Linked DNA regions of Homo sapiens: region 2 is linked to region 1. The links are chromatin loops, found by intact Hi-C in ENCODE. Cell type or tissue: heart left ventricle. All regions are shown on one strand. Links, peaks and the distances in the headings refer to the core of each region. The heading gives the core; the rest is flanking DNA.

Evidence for each region. A loop is a pair of places that touch in the nucleus more often than their neighbours do. Peaks named below come from ENCODE experiments on the same cell type or tissue, not always from the same donor. Only the 100,000 strongest peaks of a DNase experiment are listed, where the experiment ranks them.
Region 2: a loop joins it to region 1, with 2.5 times the contacts of the local background. A loop is called at or near these places in 2 of 110 quality-filtered maps.

Annotation. Positions count from the first base shown.
Region 1 is chr22:34,880,147-34,889,793 of GRCh38, reverse strand. All of the region lies in intron 3 of LINC02885 (long intergenic non-protein coding RNA 2885), which reads left to right. LOC124905109 (a long non-coding RNA gene) reads left to right here and starts at 5,569. Exons shown (of 2, transcript XR_007068083.1): 1 at 5,569-5,653. In heart left ventricle, for the core only: no CTCF peak of the experiment used is centred there; no DNase peak of the experiment used is centred there.
Region 2 is chr22:34,950,382-34,960,028 of GRCh38, reverse strand. The region is part of intron 1 of LINC02885 (long intergenic non-protein coding RNA 2885); the gene reads left to right. LOC105373015 (a long non-coding RNA gene) reads left to right here and starts at 7,247. Exons shown (of 3, transcript XR_938205.1): 1 at 7,247-7,338. RefSeq lists an enhancer at 9,184-9,647. In heart left ventricle, for the core only: no CTCF peak of the experiment used is centred there; no DNase peak of the experiment used is centred there.

The sequences.
Region 1 (9,647 bases), core at 2,299-7,298:
GACATGCCCTGGAAACACAGTTCCCATTGTTTTGGTAATTAACATTTGGTTCCTGATTACTTATGCAAATTTCTGAAGCTGGCTTGAATTTCTCCTCAGAAAATGTTTTTTTCTTTTCTATTGTATTGTCAGGCTGCAAATTTTCCAAACTTTTGTGCTCTGCTTGCCTTTTAAACATAAGTTCCAATTCCAAACCATCTCTTTTGGAATGCATAAAACTGAATGCTTTTAAGAGCACCCAAGTCACCTTTTGAACATTTTGCTGCTTATAAATTTCTTCTGCCAGATACCCTAAATTATCTGTCTCAAGTTTAAATTTCCAGAGATCTCTAAGGCAGGGTCAAAATGCTGCCAGTCTCTTTGCTAAAGCATAGCAATAATCACCTGTATTCCAGTTATCAAGAAGTTCCTAATCTTTGTCTGAGACCACCTCAGCCTGGACTTCATCATCCATTTCACTACCAGCATTTTGGTCAAAGGAATTCAACAAGTTGCTAGGAAGTTACAAACTTTCTCACTGTTCCAACCTCTGCCTGTTACCCAGTTTCAAAGTTGCTTCAACATTTTTGGGTATCTTTATAGCAGCACCCGACTCTCTGTGGTACTAATTTACTGTATTAGTCTGTTTACATACTGCTATAAAGAACTGCCTAAGACTAGGTAATTTATAAAGGAAAGAGGTTTAATTGACTCACAGTTCAGCATGGCTGGGGAGGCCTCAGGAAACTTACAATCATGGTGGAAGGTGAAAGGGAAGCAAGGCACCTTCCTCACAAGGTGACAGGAAAAAGAAGTGCCAAGTGAAGGGAAAAGAGTCTCATAAAACCATCAGATATTGTGAGAACTCACTCAGTATCATGAGAACAGCATGGGGGAAACTTTCTCCATGATTCAGTTACCTTCCCTTGGTCTCTCCCTTGACACGTGGACATTATGGGGATTATGGGGCTTACAATTCAAGATGAGATTTGGGTGGGGACACAAAGCCTAACCATATCAGTGATGGTATCAAAAGGTGAAGTCTTTGGTAAATGATTAGGTCATGAGATTACAGCCCTCATAAATAGAATTAGTGCTCTTAAAAGAGACACCAGAGAGCTGACTAGTCTCTTCCACCATGTGAGGACACAGTGAGGAGGCACCATCTATGAGCCAGGAAGAAAGTCCTCACCAGACACCAACTATTCTTCTGTCTTTACCTTGGACTTCCCAGAACTGTAAAAAATAAATTTCTGTGGTCTATAAGCCACCCAGTCGATGGTATTTTGTTATTAACAACCTGAATGGATGGATTAAGACACCAGTTTAAATCATTTTTTTCCACCAAAAACTAAAATAGTTAAAATAAATGAAGAAATTAAATAAGAGCTATGCTTGTTTGGAAGGAGATAGAATCCATACATTTATTCTTTCTCTCAATTGCACCATTATTCACTGAACAGTTGCCATAAGCCAGGCTGTGTGCTGGGCCCTGGCAGTACAGAGATGAACAAAGCACCATTCTTGCCCTTAGAAGCTCACAGACTAGCTAGAGGGACAGACAGATGAGCAGGGAACCATAGAGTGATATGGTATGTGAGATAGGAGAGGCACATGGATCAGGGGGCATGGTGGCTCAGCCATTCCTGGGAGGGATCAGTGAATTGAGACTTACACATGAGCAGGATGTAGGAAAGCCGAGAAAAATAAAGTGTCATCTATGATGATACAGAGAAAGGAGAGGTCAGGGTGTGGTACCTAATAATGATGATGAGGATAATAAGTGTAATATTTAGTTAATATTTATTGAGTGCTTATCATACACTCTGCCCTGGTCCAAGTTCTTTGTATATATAATGTCATTTGATCCTCATGGTGATTCCATGAGGTAGATACCTATTTTACTGGTAAGAAGGGGTTAGGGAAGTTGACAGAAACCACATAGCAGGCCAGGGCTGCTGGGATATATGACAAAAACATATAGAGTGTTGATAGATGAAACTCTTGAGAATTTGTGTTGGGTTTGGATTGTGAGAGATTTTAAATACAACACAAGGGGCTCAATTAGAGGACAGAAAGTACATTGTTGTTTACTGAGTGCCTACTATATCCCAGTTATATATCTGATCTGATCAAATTTTTACAACTCCCCTATTGGATAAGCATTATTAGCCACATTCTTACTAAAACAACTCAGACATATTTTTATTTTCCTAAATCACTCTACTAGTAAGTGGCAAAAAGTAAAAAAAGCTGGCTCCTGAACACATTTTTTAACTGCTATATTATTGCCCATTTCCTCTTTCTGATAAATATTTTTAATCCTTTTCCCCCCCTTCTGATCAACTGATAAAAAGCTATCATTTCTCTCTGCAGAAACATACATGGAACTATATACCAACAAACTTTTGCTTGTAATTTATTTTATTGCATGGGAATTTCATTTTTTTCATATGGACAGACCATACAAACAAGTCTTACAAAAAATTATTTGTCTCATTTCCTGCCTTCCTCCACAAAATATTACTGCTTTCTTCCTTAAAAAAGCAATAAATCCAAATTTTGCAAATGAATGAAAAATGTAAATTGAAATTCTGCTGAAAAGTAACATTTCAGTGAGGAGCCTGCTGTTGTTTGACTTAAAAAAGAAATAGAAATGTTGGAGCTGTCTTTGCATGACAGCATCATTTCAGCAATCTAATCATTTCAACATTGTTTTTTTGGCAACAAGTCCCCAAACTGTGACTCAGAAAGGTAAGTAACAAACCCCATTATTGTTTCCAGAACTCACTTTGCCACACAAGGTCAGATGTGTGTCAAGGAGGCCCAGAATCCTCTAAGATTCTTTGAGTTTAATTTATTTTGTATAATCCCCTTTGTCCTAGAGTTAATGAGGTTGGCTCTGCATTCTTGATGCCATCTGTGTCAGCAAGGTAAGGATTATGAATCCAGTTCAATCGTAAGGCTGTCTACACACTAGTAAACCTCAGAAGAATTCTGCTATATTTCCTGGTGTCTACAGATTTCTGCTTATGGAGAAACAGACAAGGTTTTGTCACTGTGTACAACAGTCTACAAAAACATTTTTTCTTGACTGGGAAACAGGATAATTTTCCACCTCCTAGTTCTTTCAGAAGAGTGAAAATTGCTGAAATGCTAGGAACTTTTTGGCAGTGTCCATAACGGTGAATGCCGGGCTTGAATTCAAACCACTACTTTATCCAACTTGCCAAAAATGTCCACCAAGAATTTCTCCCTGTCAGATTATTCTGAGAAAGAGCATTTTAATCTGCAAAGTAATAATAACAATAATGATAATAGTGACTATATGCCAGAAGTTCCATTGAGTGCTTTAAGACTTAGTGTCTAGAATCTGGTGAGCCTCCCAAGATAAGGGCTTCTGAGTTCTACTCCTGTTTCTTGATTAAGTATTAAAAAGGTGGTTCAAGGAGAGGATAACAGGAAGTTCTCTGAGGTTGATCAGCTGGATCTGACACTTGAGCACACCGATATAGAAAGCAACCAAGGGGCAATGTCATCTGATGCTTTTTTCTTCACTGTATCACTTCTCTTACAATTTAGTGCTTAAGCAACAGCCATTAATTTGGCTCATGATTTTGTGGATTGGCGGTTTGGGCTGGGCACAGCTGATGGTTCTTCTGGTCTGAGCTGCGCTCAGTTGATCTCAACTGGGCTTGTGCATGCATCTGCATTCCTGCTGGTGGATTGGCAAGGGCCTGCTGGTTTGTAGTAGCTAGCCTGGTCTTGATTGTTGGCATGTCTGAGCTCACTCTCCATGTTGGTTTCTTATCCTCCAGGTGGTTAGCCTGGGCTTGTTCACATGGTGGCTGGCTTCCATGAATAGCCGGAGAGCAAGCCTGTGAGAACAAGAACAAGTACTTTTCAAGTATTTGTTTTTGTTCCTTTGCCCCTGTCCTACTGGTCAAAGCAAGGTACTAGTCAGCCCACATTCAAGGCATGGACCCAAACTCCAACTATTGGTGAGAAACACTACCTTGTGAAGCTGTGGATATGGGAAGGAGATTAATCTGTGGCCATTTTTCTAATCTACCATATTTGCAAAACACAAAAGCCTTTTAAGAGTTAAGGGGCCAATATATTATACCTTTCTCCCACTTTTGAGTTTAGAGCCAATTGAGAGAAGTACACTGGGGTCAAATGGGGCAGATCAAATACCAGCTTAATTATTGGTGAAGTTAGAATGGGAACCCATTTTGCATTTGTAGTCTGAACAGACTTTCTATAATCCTCTCCTAGAATGAAAGTAATCATCTGGAATTGAAGCTGTCCCCCTGCAGGAGCTTAAAAATGTGTGTGTGTTTTGAGTAGGTGGATGCCAGAGAGAAAAAAAAAAAAACACAAGGAAGAGGGCTAGGTAGAGACTCTTTTCCTCTGCTCTGTAGGGAAAAATTGTATCACTGAATGCTAGATACTTCCTTTCCCATCATGGGAATAAAGAAAAAAGTGGAAAGAGAGGGAAAATGTTACTATTTATAAGCCTAGGTGGGAATGCTATGAGAGGGAGAAAAATGGTCCCCCTTATCCCAGATGTGTTTCCAAGCAATGAAGATACTTACGTTTGTGTGTGCCCTGAGTGTCGTTTTTTCCCTCTAAGTAAATTGCTTGGCAATGAAACCATTTATCATTGTGAACATGTGGATGGTAAGAGAAGATTCCCAATGGGACTTGCAAAATAGGACTTCTTCATTGATAGTGTAAGTGAAAATAAATTAAAAACCCAGGAATTAGCTTCATTGAAATACATCAGTAGTTACATACTGCTGCAAGATGAAGAGAAATGGCTGTCAATTCCATGACCTATTTCAAAATACTGGAGAAAATTTGATGTCTTGGGAGTGAATGCCGTGTAACAGAAGTGATGCTTCTATTTTTTTTTTCTAGTGTTCCAAGACCCGAAGTAGCTTGACCATGCCCTAAAATGAAGCTGTTTATGTGCTTTTTATTTTTCCTTAGCAATTCCATGAGCACTTGTTGGGGGCTGAATTTTCATGGTCACAACAGTCCTCAAAACTAAGGTTTGGGCGGGGCTCAGTGGCTCACATCTGTAATCCCAGCACTTTGGGAGGCCGAAGCAGGCAGATCACCTGAGATCAAGAGCTTGAGAGCAGCCTGGCCAACATGGTGAAACCCTGTCTCTACTAAAAATACAAAAATTGGCTGGGCGTGGTGGTGGGTGCCTGTAATTCCAGCTACTTGGGAGGCTGAGGCGAGAGAATCACTTGAGCCCGGGAGGTGGAGGTTGCAGTGAGCCGAGATCACGCCTTTGCACTCCAGCCTGGGCAACAGAGCGGGACTCCGCCTCAACAAACAAACAAACAACCAAAAACACAAAAACCCCAACTCAGGTTTGTAAAGATGTTAATTTGCTTTATTTCTGTATAAAACAGTGTCTTAGCTCTCATGCCTCCAATTCCATAAGGGCAAAAAACTTAATCTTGCAAAACCAAGTATGCTCAGCCAAGTCTAGTTTAATACTCAGTCTCTTTGGGACAAATACACAATTAACTCAAGATGCTTAGCTTCTCCTTTTTCCTTTGTTTCTCCTCAAGGGACAGGAATCAGATGGGCATAGGGCATCTGGTCCATGATCATCCTTTGTTCGTGCTGATCTCTGATGAAATATCTGAAGAAGGTGGGTCCCTATCACCATGTGTTGACATTTGCTTCTGTGGTGTCTGTGGTACTATGTGGTCTCCCACTGATAGGCCATGCTTTCTGTTTCTTCTTCATCCTAACTCAGGCCCCTTTGGGCCAGTTACAATCTCTTAGCCCTTCTGCTCTCCCCTCAATCGCTTTGCAACTCTTAGTGTCTTTTCCCCCCATTTCCCCACTGGGGTGCATGGGACACCATTCTGTGAGGCCACTTTCAGGCCCATCCATCAAGACTCCTTCCTCTGCCATTGTTAACTCTACCACTCTTGTGCCTTGCTGGGAACAACCTCTCTGCAAGGTTTGCAGACTCCCCAAGGGACCCTGGAGGGGAAGATACAGATATTTTATGCTCTGAGATCTCCCCAAGACATTTGGTGTTTCTGTGAATCCTCTCTCCTTTCCAGATTTAAGTGGAAAGGGCAAGAGTGAGAATGTGGTCCTTTCCTCTGGAACTTACTTCAATAACCAACTCTCTTACTTCCCTCTTCCAAATGTATGGTAACCTGTCTCCTCTTCTTAGCCCATGTCATATATGTTACCTCTCCTCTCAGGCTTCTTTATCATTTATTTAATGCCCATGCCTTCTTTTTTTCAAAGATCAGCTCTTGAGTATTCTCTCAAGGCTGTTAAGACTGCTGTCACTGTTACGGCTGTAAAACTGGCATTCTAAAACTCAGTCGAGTTTTGTTTTAGGCTGTATTATCCTTTTCCACTGAGGGTAGGACATACAGAAAGTTTTTGCTGCTGGTTGGCATGGTGCAGGGGGTGAAGGGCAGGGTTGTGAAATACAGGTGAAGAGCATTTCAGTTAATGTCACAGAATTCTCCCATAGAACCTTCTACATCTTACAGATAAGGCTTCTGTGGTGGGCCAAATACAAGTTTTAGTATTATTGCAGTTTTTTCAAGTTAAGAATCATTCCCACCAAACATGCAGCTAGAGGCAGTAGTAGGTTGATGTAGTTACTTCTGGGGCAGGGGAGGGGGCTGGTTGTGCTGTGGTCTGGGAAATAGATCACCATAGGAGATAGAGGAGCTGATGCTGGCACCGGGAAATGGGATTGGTGCCTCCACCAATGGGTTGAAGAGAACAGACAACTGTTCGTAGCTCCACAGCAGCCTAGGGCAACCACGTTAGCTTCATCAGCCATTCCATGTCACCTACAGCATCAAGATATCATCCATTTGTTCACCAGTAAATTTCTCTCCCAATAATGGAACACAGGAACCCACTACTCCAAGATTAAGGAGAGTGGCGGGCAAGATGCTATAGCTTTGAGGTACAGTGCTGTCCTCTGAGGTAGGTGAAAAAAGATTTGCATCTTGGTTTCCCCTTTCCCAGCTGTGTGGCCTTGGGAAAGCTACTTAATCTTTCTAGGCCTTAGTCTTTTAAAAATCTGAAACGTGAAGAATGACAGAATATCTAATGTGGTGTGTGTGTGTGTGTGTGTGTGTGTTAAAAGAATTAAGTGAACTATGATATGTATAGTCCTTGGCAGAATGCCTGGTACTTAATCAGCACTCAATGAAGGTTAGCCATTATTCTTGCTGTGTTGTTTTTTAATTGTTATTGTTGTTGCCATTGCTATTCAGGAGAACACTGTAGACTTTGCTTTGAGCATTCTTTTTCCAGTGACTTATACTGTCCAATGTTAGATTAAGAATGGGCAAAGGTCAGGTGACAATTCAGTTAGATTGGCTCTAAGCTTTCTGTGGCAAGATCACAGTCATTCAAAAGGACAGCCACGTTGGAGCTCTGCCGTGTTTGGTGATGAAAGTATGGGCAAGGTGAGCTTTGCTGACATTTTCAAGGTCAAGCTAGGACTGATTTAGACCAGCCATGTTGGAGTCATAATTGCAAGTAGGTTTTCTTCTTTCCTATCACTTTGAGATTCTATTCTAAATACCATAAAATGATGACCATGATTATAGTACTTGTTAAGAGGAAAACAGTACCTTAACAATATAATTTGACATAAAAATGTTTTCCCAGACAGGCAATTTACAACGTAGCATGAGGGAAATTTATGAAATAAAAATTTCTGTCTTGTTTTTAGAGAACTTGGAACCATCCATGTAATAACCCCAGGGCTCCATAGGTTACGTATTAAGAATTTCTTTTGCTGGTTTCTCTGAGCACCAACATTCTGTGCCATCATCTGTCTCATAGGGCATCCAGCCCAGTGCTATACACATATCTAGTAGATGTATAATAAGTGTATAATAGGTGTATAGTATATGCCCACTAAACTGAATTGAAAAGTCTTCAGGACTCAAAATTATCCAATTGTAATGGGTAATGAGAAGCAATGAAACAGATTCATCCAGGGTTTCCCTCTCCAATTAGATTACATGGTAACTGTCTTGGACATGCCAGACTGAAGGTTTATTACTGAATTATCAGTCTGTGCTGAGCTCTGCCAGAGGTAAGATGAGAGAGCTCAGGAAATAAAGCCAAAGATGGGAAACTGGGAAGATGGCCAGTTGGTGCATCAAGGTAGAAGGGTGAGGCTGGAGTCAGGGCCTTGGAGAAAGCACGAGAAAGGCAGGGGCAAGTGGGGCAGCATTGAGGGAAACAGAGCTGATCGGGCTGGATCTGAGAATTTGTATACTGTTCTGAGAAATGTACTACTTGCCCTCTGAATGAGGGCAACTGGGAGAAACAGGTGTGATGGGAGGAAAACGGAGCCCCCTCTTCTTATTTCTTGATGAGCAGAGCATTTTGGCAATCTAGTGATAATAAAATACCTCCATGGGTGAGATGCTGGCTTCTCCAACTAGAAAGACATTCTCTACTGACCCAGAGCAGCTACTCAGGATCTCCTTGGGCTGAGTTTGGTGCAAAGGCTCATGAGAAGCGCTGGGACTGGCCCACAGTTGGCTACTGACCTTGGTTGAATGGAGGCAGAGGGTGCATCTGTATGATCTGCTGCCTTGTGCACTTAGGGCCTAGGAACTGGCAGGCAAGGTCAGAAGAACATGTGTTGCTAAGAAAATCCACCCAGCATGCAATTTTTATTACACCCAAATATAGGTCACGTTGAGGGTGTGCTTGGGGAAGCAAAATATCATTGTGTGGCTGAAATCCATAAGCAGAAGCTGTCAGTCTTGGGTGCCTCCTCACCCTGTCTGGCAGCAGCCCCTACAAAGCAAGAAATGAGTCCTTCCCATTAGCTTCCCCTTCTCCCACCAGTCTCATTACCCTCTGCTCATCCCCTGGATTCTGAATCAAGTTCAGGCTCCCTGCACAGCAGGGTTGCCAGCTGGTTTGACTTTATTCTGTGATTCACTGTGTAGCAGAGGGAGTTTCTCTGATAAGCCTGTTGAGGCTGGAAACTTAACCCTCCAAAATCTCCTTTACAAAAAGCAAATGCGGGAGGAGTTTCCCTTGGCCTTGCCTGGCAGATGCAAAATGTTCCCAGGAGCCAGGTCAGATATCCTTGTGTGCAACAGTGCCATGAGTGACCCCAGCTCCTCAGAGCACAGCTCCAGGACTGTGGGTATTAGGAGACAGTCTACAAATTCAACCTCAAAGGGTCTTCACTGGTGTTGGCCAACATGGGCCCATCTCTGTGACTGCTTAGGAGCCAGATGAGGCTATTTGGAAAGGTCTGGCCAGTTGTGTGATATCAGGCAACTTACCTGCCCTCTCTGACCCTGAATTTGTCATCTGCAAAACGGAGACCCTACTGCACATGTCCAATAGTGCTGGGATTCCAAATAGGATGCAGGTTAAGCATTCGAAGGCATCCTTGCTCACGGCAGTACCTAGTGCGTGCTTTGCTATTGTTTTCCTTTATTTTTAAATTGTCACCCACCTGCCTGTCTCCTGTCATGAACTCCTTAGCTATGTTTAATGGAGAGAGAGTTGGCCAAGATCCCCAGCCCCTGAAAAGTTCCTTAAGATCCATGATCACCCCAATAGGGAAGAGGACAGTTGAGGCAGTGGCTGCCCTTGATTTCTCACTGGGTGTT
Region 2 (9,647 bases), core at 3,076-8,075, 69 kb before region 1:
ACAGTATATAGTTAATGTCAGAGCATTTTCCATTACACAAAATGAAAGGAATGAATGCTGGAATTTCAGGTAACACGTTAACAGGGTAGGGAGGAAGGAGGATGCAGTTTCTGGGGCTGGGAGCTTCACTGTAGTCTTCATCATGTCACTAGCAATTCCACTACAATCTCCAGCCCTAGAAAAGCGACTTGATTCCAAACCCTAATGTTGGTTAGTGAGAACAGAGCTGCTTCCTGCAGTGGGTCCAGTTTGCTTCTCTGTCTGGAAGAGATCCTGTGGTACTGTACTCCACAATGGGCCAGCAATCCCAGCTGTCATCTCTGCTGCAAAACCTTAGCTGATTTGCAGAAATGCGCCATTTTTCCTTTCTGATATATGTCGCCATGATAATGGGAGACAGTGGGAGGGAAGGATGAAAACAAAACTGTCCTAGGGTTGCAGGACTCAGAACAGGGATCCAGAGGTTTAGACAGGAAAGCCAACAGAAGGGTTCCATGGGAGACCTATGAGTACCCCACACCCACAGGTGATGGGAAGCCCTTTCAATGGCAGGCAGACACTGGTTCAGAAGCCTCCTTTAGAACCTGTTACCATGACGGTTTGGGGTGCCATATCTTATCAGTTACCTTCTGTTGTGTAACAGGTTACCCCAAAACTTAGTGACTTAAAACAATAGCCATTTATGTAGCTCACGACTCTGTGAGTTGGCATTTGGGCTGGGCTCCACTGGATGTTTATTCTCTGTTGGTCCTGGCTGGTCTCACACACGTCTCTGTGGCCAGCTGCTGGTCATCTAGGAAGCTCTGTTCCTGGGGGCTGCCTGTCTGTTGGCTGGAGTAATAGAGGAGGCTGGGCCACTGTCTCTGTTCATCTAGCAGGCTAGCCTGGTACGTCTCATACTCTGTGTCTAGTTTGCCAAAGCTGCAAAAGCAGAAGCTGCAAAGCTGACTGAGACCTAGGCTCAGGACTCAGACAGTGCTACGGCTGCCATATTCACTTGGCCAAGGCAAGTCACAAGACCTTACAAGATTCAACAGGTGGGCAGCAGGCTTCTTGATGGGAGAAGCTGGAAAGCACTGTGGCCATTTTTTCAATCTATCATAGTTAGAGAATTCTAAGATGCAAACCTCCGTTCAAGGTTGTTGCCAGACCTTATGATTGACCAAATTCACTCACAGGTTTAATTGTCATCTCCAAAAATGTATATAACAGAGACAAAATTGTTAATGTATGCAGAGTCGTGCCCACTTTCTCTCTGCACATGAAGGAAACCTCCAGCTTTGTCTGATGGAGGTGATTTTCCTGCCCTGCCCAAGACACACACACACACACACACACACACACACACACACACACACACACACACACACACACACGGAGTCATCTGGAAAAAAACGGAGGTGCTAGTCTGGGTAGATTCGGTTTGTAAAGGAGAAAGGAAAAGAAAATTAGTGTGGAAAAGGGTAGAAAAATGAGAGCCCCTGCTGTGATTTCAGGAGGAATCTCGAGGTAGAGCAGTGAGAGAAGGAAAGAGGCTTTGGGGCAGCTGCTGAGGATGAGAGAATTGGAGACTGGGAGGAATGGGAAATAAGAACTATAAAGAGTGTGGCTATGTATTAGGATTTGGGTCTTCTGCAATGTATTTTGGAAGATTCAGATACAGATTGGAAATACTTCTGATGCAGGACTCATTAAAAGACCATACCAGGCCAGGTGCGGTGGCTCACATCTGTAATCCCAGCACTTTGGGAGGCTGAGGTGGGCGGATCATGAGGTCAGGAGATTGAGACCATCCTGGCTAACATGGTGAAACCCCATCTCTACTAAAAATACAAAAAAATTAGCTGGGCGTGGTGGCGGGCACCTGTAGTCCCAGCTACTCGGGAGGCTGAGGCAGGAGAATGGTGTGAACCCGGGAGGCGGAGCTTGCTGTGAGCCGAGATTGTGCCACTGCACTTCAGCCTGGGCGACAGAGTGAGACTCTGTCTCAAAAACACAAAAAACAAATAAACAAAAAGACCATTCCAAGGCTGGACTGTGTGACCTCTGGCACTTAATTGAGGTTATGTCATATGTCCCTTTGCTGGGACATGCATGCTGCATTTCTTCTCTTCCAGGCCATGCATAGGCACATGCCCCTGCAATGGAAGAGCTTCCTATTGCTCAGCCCTCACCCTCAGCTAGGCTATTCTCTCCCCTGGAACTGGGGTCTTTTTTGTGTCTGCCATGGTCTTATTCAGCGGGAAGTCTGCAAGTTGCCTCATGCTATTGTCTAGAGGTTTGTGTTCTCCTCAAATTCGTGTATCAAAATTCTAACCCTCAAGGTGATGGTATTAGGACGTAGTGTCTTTGGGAGGTGACTGAGTCATGAAGGCTGTCAGATTAGTGCTGTTACAAAAGAGACCCCAGAGAGCTACCTCACTCCTTCTGCCATGTGAGGTTACAGTGAGAAAGTGCCGTCTACAGGGAATGGACCTTCACCAGACATGAAATGTTCCACTGTCTTCACCTTGGACTCCCCAGGCTCTAGAATTGTGAAAAATATATTTCTGTTGTTTATAAGCCACCTATTTTAAGGTATTTTTGTTATAGCAGCACAGATGGACTAAGACACGTCAAGATTGACTTTCTTTTTATGAAGATGGTGTCTGGCATGTTCATGGAAAAGACAATATCCCATGGCAGAGATCGCCAGCATTAAGGCCATTCATGGTGGTACGTTGTCAAAAAGTTTTCCTGTCCAATTGCTCAATTGCGTTTGTTGGGCGTGTGGAGGAAGGACCTATAATATGCTGTAATTTTGGATGTATTATTTTCAAGATTTGAATAAAATCTCTGAAAGTAGGTGTTAATACTCCTCTCTCATGATGAGGAAACTGAGAATCAGAGAGATTATTTGCTGCAAATTATATGGCCTGCGATTACTAGAGCTGGTATTAAAACCCAAGTCAGCTTGGGTTTCAAAGCCCCTGAAATGGACTTTTAGGGGACTTTTGGTGGCACAGTATCTGTGCACACTTTCCTTATACTTGGGAATTCCCCACCACGGAAGTTCATGCATCCTAAGACATGGTACATTGACTTGCTTTCCTTGCAACCATAGTCCTGGCATATGACCTTGATCATGACAACACGGAAAGCAAGTGCAGTTAGAAAGTCCAGGTCTGTGCAAAACCTGGACTTTCTTTTTAATTTTTGAGATGGAGTCTCACTCTGTTGCCCAGGCTGGAGTGCAGTGGTGCGATCTCAGCTCACTGCAAGCTCCGCCTCCCGGGTTCACGCCACTCTCCTGCCTCAGCCTCCCGAGTAGCTCGGACTACAGGTGCCCGCCACCACGCCCGGCTAAATTTTTGTATTTTTTAGTAGAGACGGGGTTTCACAGTGTTAGCCAGGATGGTCTCGATCTCCTGACCTGGTGATCCGCCCACCTTGGCCTCCCAAAGTGCTGGGATTATAGGCGTGAGCCACCGCGCCCGGCCAAAACCTGGACTTTCAAGGGAGTGGAGTGAAGTGAAGGAACAGGAGCCATGCAGAATCCACTCAGTGACGGTGATGGCAGGCGTGTCCTGCTTGGCTGAGGCTCCAGCCAAGCTGAGCTGTGTGGGGTTAGTGCCCTTGTGACATTGTGGAGCTTTTACTGAGGCAGGTCCTGGCTGCACAGCCTCTGAGACTGATTCCTGACCCACTTGGAGATCTGTGAGTGCCCTGACATTCTCATAAATTCACTTTCTGCTAAACTAGCTAGAGTGGGCTCTGTTGTTTATAAATAGGAATCCCAACTGGAATGGCTTATTTTGTTGGTTTTTCTAATTTTCAGTTTTTTCATTGTGGTAAAATATATATAACAAAATTTACCATTTTAACCATTTTTAAGTGTATAATTCAGTGGCGTTAAGTACATTCACTCTCTTTCTCTTTTTTATTTTTATTTTTTATTTTACTTTAAGTTCTGGGATATGTGTGCAGAACGTGCAGGTTTGTGACATAGGTACACATGTGCCGTGGTAGTTTGCTGCACCTATCAACCCGTCATCTAGGTTTTAAGCCCCGCATGTATTAGGTATTTGTCCTAATGCTCTCCTTCCCCTTGGCCCCCATCCCCCCAACAGGCCTCTGTGTGTGTGTGATGTTCCCCTCCCTGTGTCCATGAGTGTTTTTTTTGTTTGTTTGTTTTTGAGACAGAGTCTCGCTCTGTTGCCCAGGCTGGAGTGGAGTGGTGTGATCTTGGCTCACTGCAAGCTCTGCCTCCTAGGTTTCACGCCATTCTCCTGCCTCAGCCTCCCGAGTAGCTGGGAACTACAGGCGCTCACCACCACGCCTGGCTAATTTTTTGCATTTTTAGTACAGACGGGATTTCACCATGTTAGCCAGGACGGTCTCGATCTCCTGACCTCGTGATCTGCCCACCTCGGCCTCCCAAAGTACTGGGATTACAGGCGTGAGCCACCGCGCCTGGCCTTTTTTTTTTTTTTTTTTTTTTTTTTTTTTTTTAAATACAGTAAAGAGGATCCATTCTTGCTCCAAGCCAGGAAAAGTACCTGATTATTTCCTGTTAAAATGAAATGGACAGACTGGCACAGTGGCCTTTCTGGGTCATTCAAGAAATGATTCTGAAATGGTTTTCTTGTTGAGGGCGAGTGTCTGTGCCTCCACAGAACAGCTGGGCGCTCAGGCTTGCCCCAAAGTGGGACTTGAGTGAGTGTGGGCTCCACTCCTGGCCCCTCAGACAGGATGGACCCCAGCAGCCCACCCTGGGTTGCATTCCTAATGAACTTCACTGTTGTCCTGCTCCAACACCTCAGTACAAAGGGCACTGCCAGCACCAGGCCTGTGCAGATATTGAAGTACATTCTCAATGTTGTGCAACCACCACCTCTATGGTATGGCTTTTAACATACGTGTTTTATTAAGTTATCCCAACATCTCTTTAAGAATGAGGATTATTAACCTTGTTTTATAGATGAGAGGCCAGACCTCAAAGAGAGTAATTATGAGTAATTGACTTACTCAAGATGATACCACTGGTAATAAGAGTAGTAATAGTAGCCACCGTTTATTAAGTACGTACTACATGTATGTTACATGTAATCCTTTAGAAAGTCCTGCAAAATGGGCAATACTGTGGCTCCTATTTTACAATGAAGAAACAGGCTCAGCGAGCTTAAAGAGCTCAGAAATCATGTGGCCAGTTAGCAGATTTGGATTTTAACCCATGTGTGTCTGACTGTAAAGCCCTTGTTTACCTACCAGCCCATCCTATCTACTGAGGATTGGAGCCCAAGTCTTCTGATTTCTGTCTAATGCTTGTCCCTCATGTCATAAAGTTGGTCATGCCTTTAATCCCAGCACTTTGGGAGACTGAGGTGGGCAGATCACTTGAGGTCAGGAGTTCGAGACCAGCCTGGCCAACATGATGAAACCCCGTCTCTACTAAAAATACAAAAATTAGCCTGGCGTGGTGGCACACGCCTTTAATCCCAGCTACTTGGGAGGCTGTGGCAGGAGAATCACTTGAACCCAGAAGGCAGAGGTTGCAATGAGCTGAGATTATGCCACTGCACTCCAGCCTGGGTGACAGAGCAAGGCTCTGTCTCCAAAAAAAAAAAAAAAAAAAAAAAAAAATCGGGGGTAGTGTCTACTGCCGATGCTCTCATGATCGGGCTTTCTTTCTTCTTGTGCAAACCTGGGTTAGAATGTGAAGCTGGAAAATTAAATATTGGCAGGCTGGAGTTGAAGGCCTGTTCCCTGTGCCCTGGTTGCTGCGGTGCCTGGGACATAATTAGGGGCTCAAAGGGAGTTTGTTGAACAAAACTGAGCTCTGTTGAATCCGAGATAGAGGAATCTCTCCCAGTCCCCTGTTGGGCCAATTGCAGTACCAAAATTTGCCTGTGGATTCCAATGGCTAGCACATAGGGTAAAATAAAGGGTGGAGCACTGATTAATGAACCACTGAAGAAAGTAGAAAACAAGAGTAACAAGACACTGGATTTGAGTGTTGTAACAAGAGTTGCAAAATGTCAGCAACACTTTGATGAGTTTTATAAGTTGATCTCGAATTATATGCTAGGGGCCACACTCAGTACTGTACATGAATCATTTCCAGTCCTCACTACCGCCTAATGAGATAAAAATCCTTGGCACTGTTGGAAGAGCAAATCCTAATGCTTAAGTGCAGGCATTCTGGTCAAAGAAGAAGTCAAATTCCAGTGCAGTGTGTGAATGTTGGGGATGTTACTCAGCTTCTCTGTCTGTTTCTTCTACTGTAAAATGGGCATAACAACTGTACCTCTACCATATGGTTTTTGTGAAGTTTAAATGCATTCATGCCTTTCGAATGCTTAGGACAGCACCTGGCACAAAGAAAAGCTCAGTAGATGTTGTCTATTATTGTTCTTACTTGATAGACAAGGACACTGAGCACCAGGAAGGTTTAAGAACACGAATAAAGTCACCAAAGTAAAAAAGGTGAAGTTAAATTATGAACACAGGTTTGATCTCAAAGCTCCTGCTCTTTCCAGTCTATTAACAGGTACTTACTGAGCATCAGTTATGTGCTCCCATCTAAAAAGACAGGAAAGAAAGAGACAGACAGAATTCCAGTTCCTCAAAGAAGCAAATATTTTTGCGGAGGGAGAGAGATAATCAACATATATCCAAGTGATAAGCACTCTGGTGCCTTGAGAGGGATGAAGAAGGAGAGGGCATCATATAAAGAGAGGGACTGAGGTGGGTAGTGGTGGGGGAGGGAGACCTCTTTGAAGAGTAATGTTGGATAAAGGCCTGGGGTGGGGAAGGAGGAGGCAGCTGACTTCAAGGTCTGGGAAGAGTGTTCCTGATACAGTTTGTATATTTGTCCCTGCTCAAATCTCATGTTGAATTGTAATCCCCAGCATTGGAGGTGGGGCCTGGTGGGAGGTGATTGGATCATGGGGATGAATTTCTCATGAATGGTTTAACCTCATCCCCTTGGTGCTGTCCTCATGATAGTGAGGCCTTGTGAGATCTGATTGTTTAAAAGGGTGTGGTATCTCCCCCCACCCATGCTCTTGCTCCTGCTCTGGCCATGTGATGTGCCTGCTCCCCCTTCACATTCCACCATGATTGGAAGCTTCCTAAACCTCCATAGAAGCTGAGCAGATGCCAGTACAATGCTTTCTGTATAGCCTGCAGAACCATGAGCCATTTAAATCTCTTTTCTTTATAAGTTACCCAGTCTCATGTATTTCTTTATAGCAAAGGAAGAACAGGCTAACACAGTTCCCAACAGGAGGATCAAGTGCCAAGGCCCTGGTGACTTTGAGGAAGAGAAAGAGGCCAGTGCGATTGGAGAGCAGTGAGGTAGGAGGGTTTGGTGACGTCTTAGCCATTCATACCTTCTGAGATTGGACTCTTGCCTGAAAAAGCAGGGAACATTATTCCAGTGTCTGCTTGGGGGGACTGTATTAGTTTGCTAGGGGTGCTGTAACAAAGTACCACAAACCAGGTGGCCTCAAGCCACAGAAATTTCTTCTCAAACACTTCTGGAGGCTGGGGTCAGAAATCAAGGGGTCAGCAATCAAGGGGTCAGCAGGGCTGTGCTCTCTCTAAAGGTCTATGAGGAGAAGCTGCTCCACGTCTTTCTCCTCACTTCTGGTGTTGCTGGCAATCCTTGGCATCCCTTGGTTTACAGACCCAGCACTCCAATCTCTGCCTTTGTCATCTCTTCTCCAGGCCACCAGTCATACTGGATTTAGGGTCTACCCTACTCTAGTGTGACTTGTCATAAGTTGATTACAGCTATAAAGATTCTATTTCCAAATAAGAGTTCAACATCTGGGTCTGAGTTTCTCCTCTGCCTTTAACGATGGGTAGGTGTTCAGGGAAGTAGCTGAGTCTGGGTGAGCTTCCTTTCCCATCTCTAAAAAGGGCAGCTTATAATTATTAAAGCACCACCGTCTAAGTAACTCCCAAGAGCTCCCAAAAGAGAGAACACAGGAACAGCACCCCTGGAGGTGATCCGTGGGGGGTAGCGGGGAATACACCGCTACAGGAGGTTAGAACTTCAAAATCTCTTTCTGGGGGACATAATTCAACATGTAACAAGGACCAAAAAGTAGTAATATCGGTGAAAGCAACATTTCAACTGCATAGTGTGGTGCAACAGACCAGAGCTGTTATTCTGTTGGGGAGGAAGTCCAGGAAGGAAGATGCTGAGGGACAGGAGAGACCCGTCTTCTCACCATGATTCCACCAGACGGTGCTTGTGTGACCTCCAACAATTTTACAACTTCTTTGACCTCATCTTCCTTATTTTCCAAAGTAGTCATTCAGGCTGGATGATGTACTTTTGAATTCCCATGGTTTCAAGAACATTCCCCTTTACTGACCATAATTTACAATTATTCCACTGGCTAAGCAGGAGGTGGTACGTCAATGCCGTTCTTATTACACCTGAAGTTCAGCTTGTGAATATCGGCAAGAATCCAGACAAACATCATAATAAATAATGATAATTGTGATTATTGATTAAGTCACAGGCACTTTACTTTGTGATTTGCCACTATTAATTCAGTCTTCCTACAACCTGCTGAGGGATGTATTCCCCACCACCCCACGGATCACCTCCAGGGACGCTGTTCCTGTGTTCTTTGTTCTAGGGGCTCTCTGGAGTTACTTACATGGTTGTCCTTTAAGCATGATAAGCTGCCACTTTTAGAGATGGGAAAGGAAGCTCAGTGAGACTCAGCTACTTCCCTGAATGCTTACCCATCATTAAAGGCAGAGGAGGAACTCAGACCCAGATGCTGAATTCCAAAGCCTGAGCCTTTTCCAGGGTACCAAGCTGATATCTGCAGCTCAGAGGCAACTTTTTCATGGGAGGGAACGTGGGACTGGGGCTAGGGAGGGCTGGGTTAGTATCCCCGCTCTGTGACTTTGAAAGGTTCACTGAACCCCTCTGTGCCTCAGTTTTCCCGTTAGTATAATGAGGTCATACTCATTCCTAACCCATAAGCTTAAATTAAATGAGGGTTATATGTGGTGCTCCTGAAACTGTGCATGGCTGGTTAGGCACAAATGGAAAACGTCTTTCTCCATGGAGGAAAGTCACTGAGCACCTTTTCAGGGAACCTGCTCGCTGGGCAGATGGAGGAGCTGGTGATCAACACAGCCTTTTGAAGGGGTCGTCTTTTCCAACAGAACATGACACAGCCACAGGGAAAGTTGTTTTAGTTCCACTTAGTTTGATTTATTATTGATAATTCTGGAGATAAATTAGAATCATTAAAATAAGAGGCTGCAGTCTGCAGGCTGTTTTGAATTCCAGGGCTGTCTGCTTCGCATTTCCTGGGAACTGAGTGAGTACATTTGCATGTTTAGAGGGGGAGGGCCCTCAGAGAGCAGGAGGCAGAAAGTCCTGTCTGGAAAGTCTGGGCAATGAGAGAGGAAGCGCAGCTTGGAACTGTGTATTAGCCGCTGGGCCTGCCATAACAAGACACTATAGACTGGGTGGCTTAAATAACAGAAATTAATTTTCTCTTAATTCTTGGAGGCAAGAAGGTCTAAGATTAAGGTGCCAGCTGATTTGTTTCCTGGCGAGGGCCCTCTTCCTAGTTTGTAGATGGCCGCTTTGGCCTCACATGGCTCTTCCTCAGAGCATGCAGAGAGAG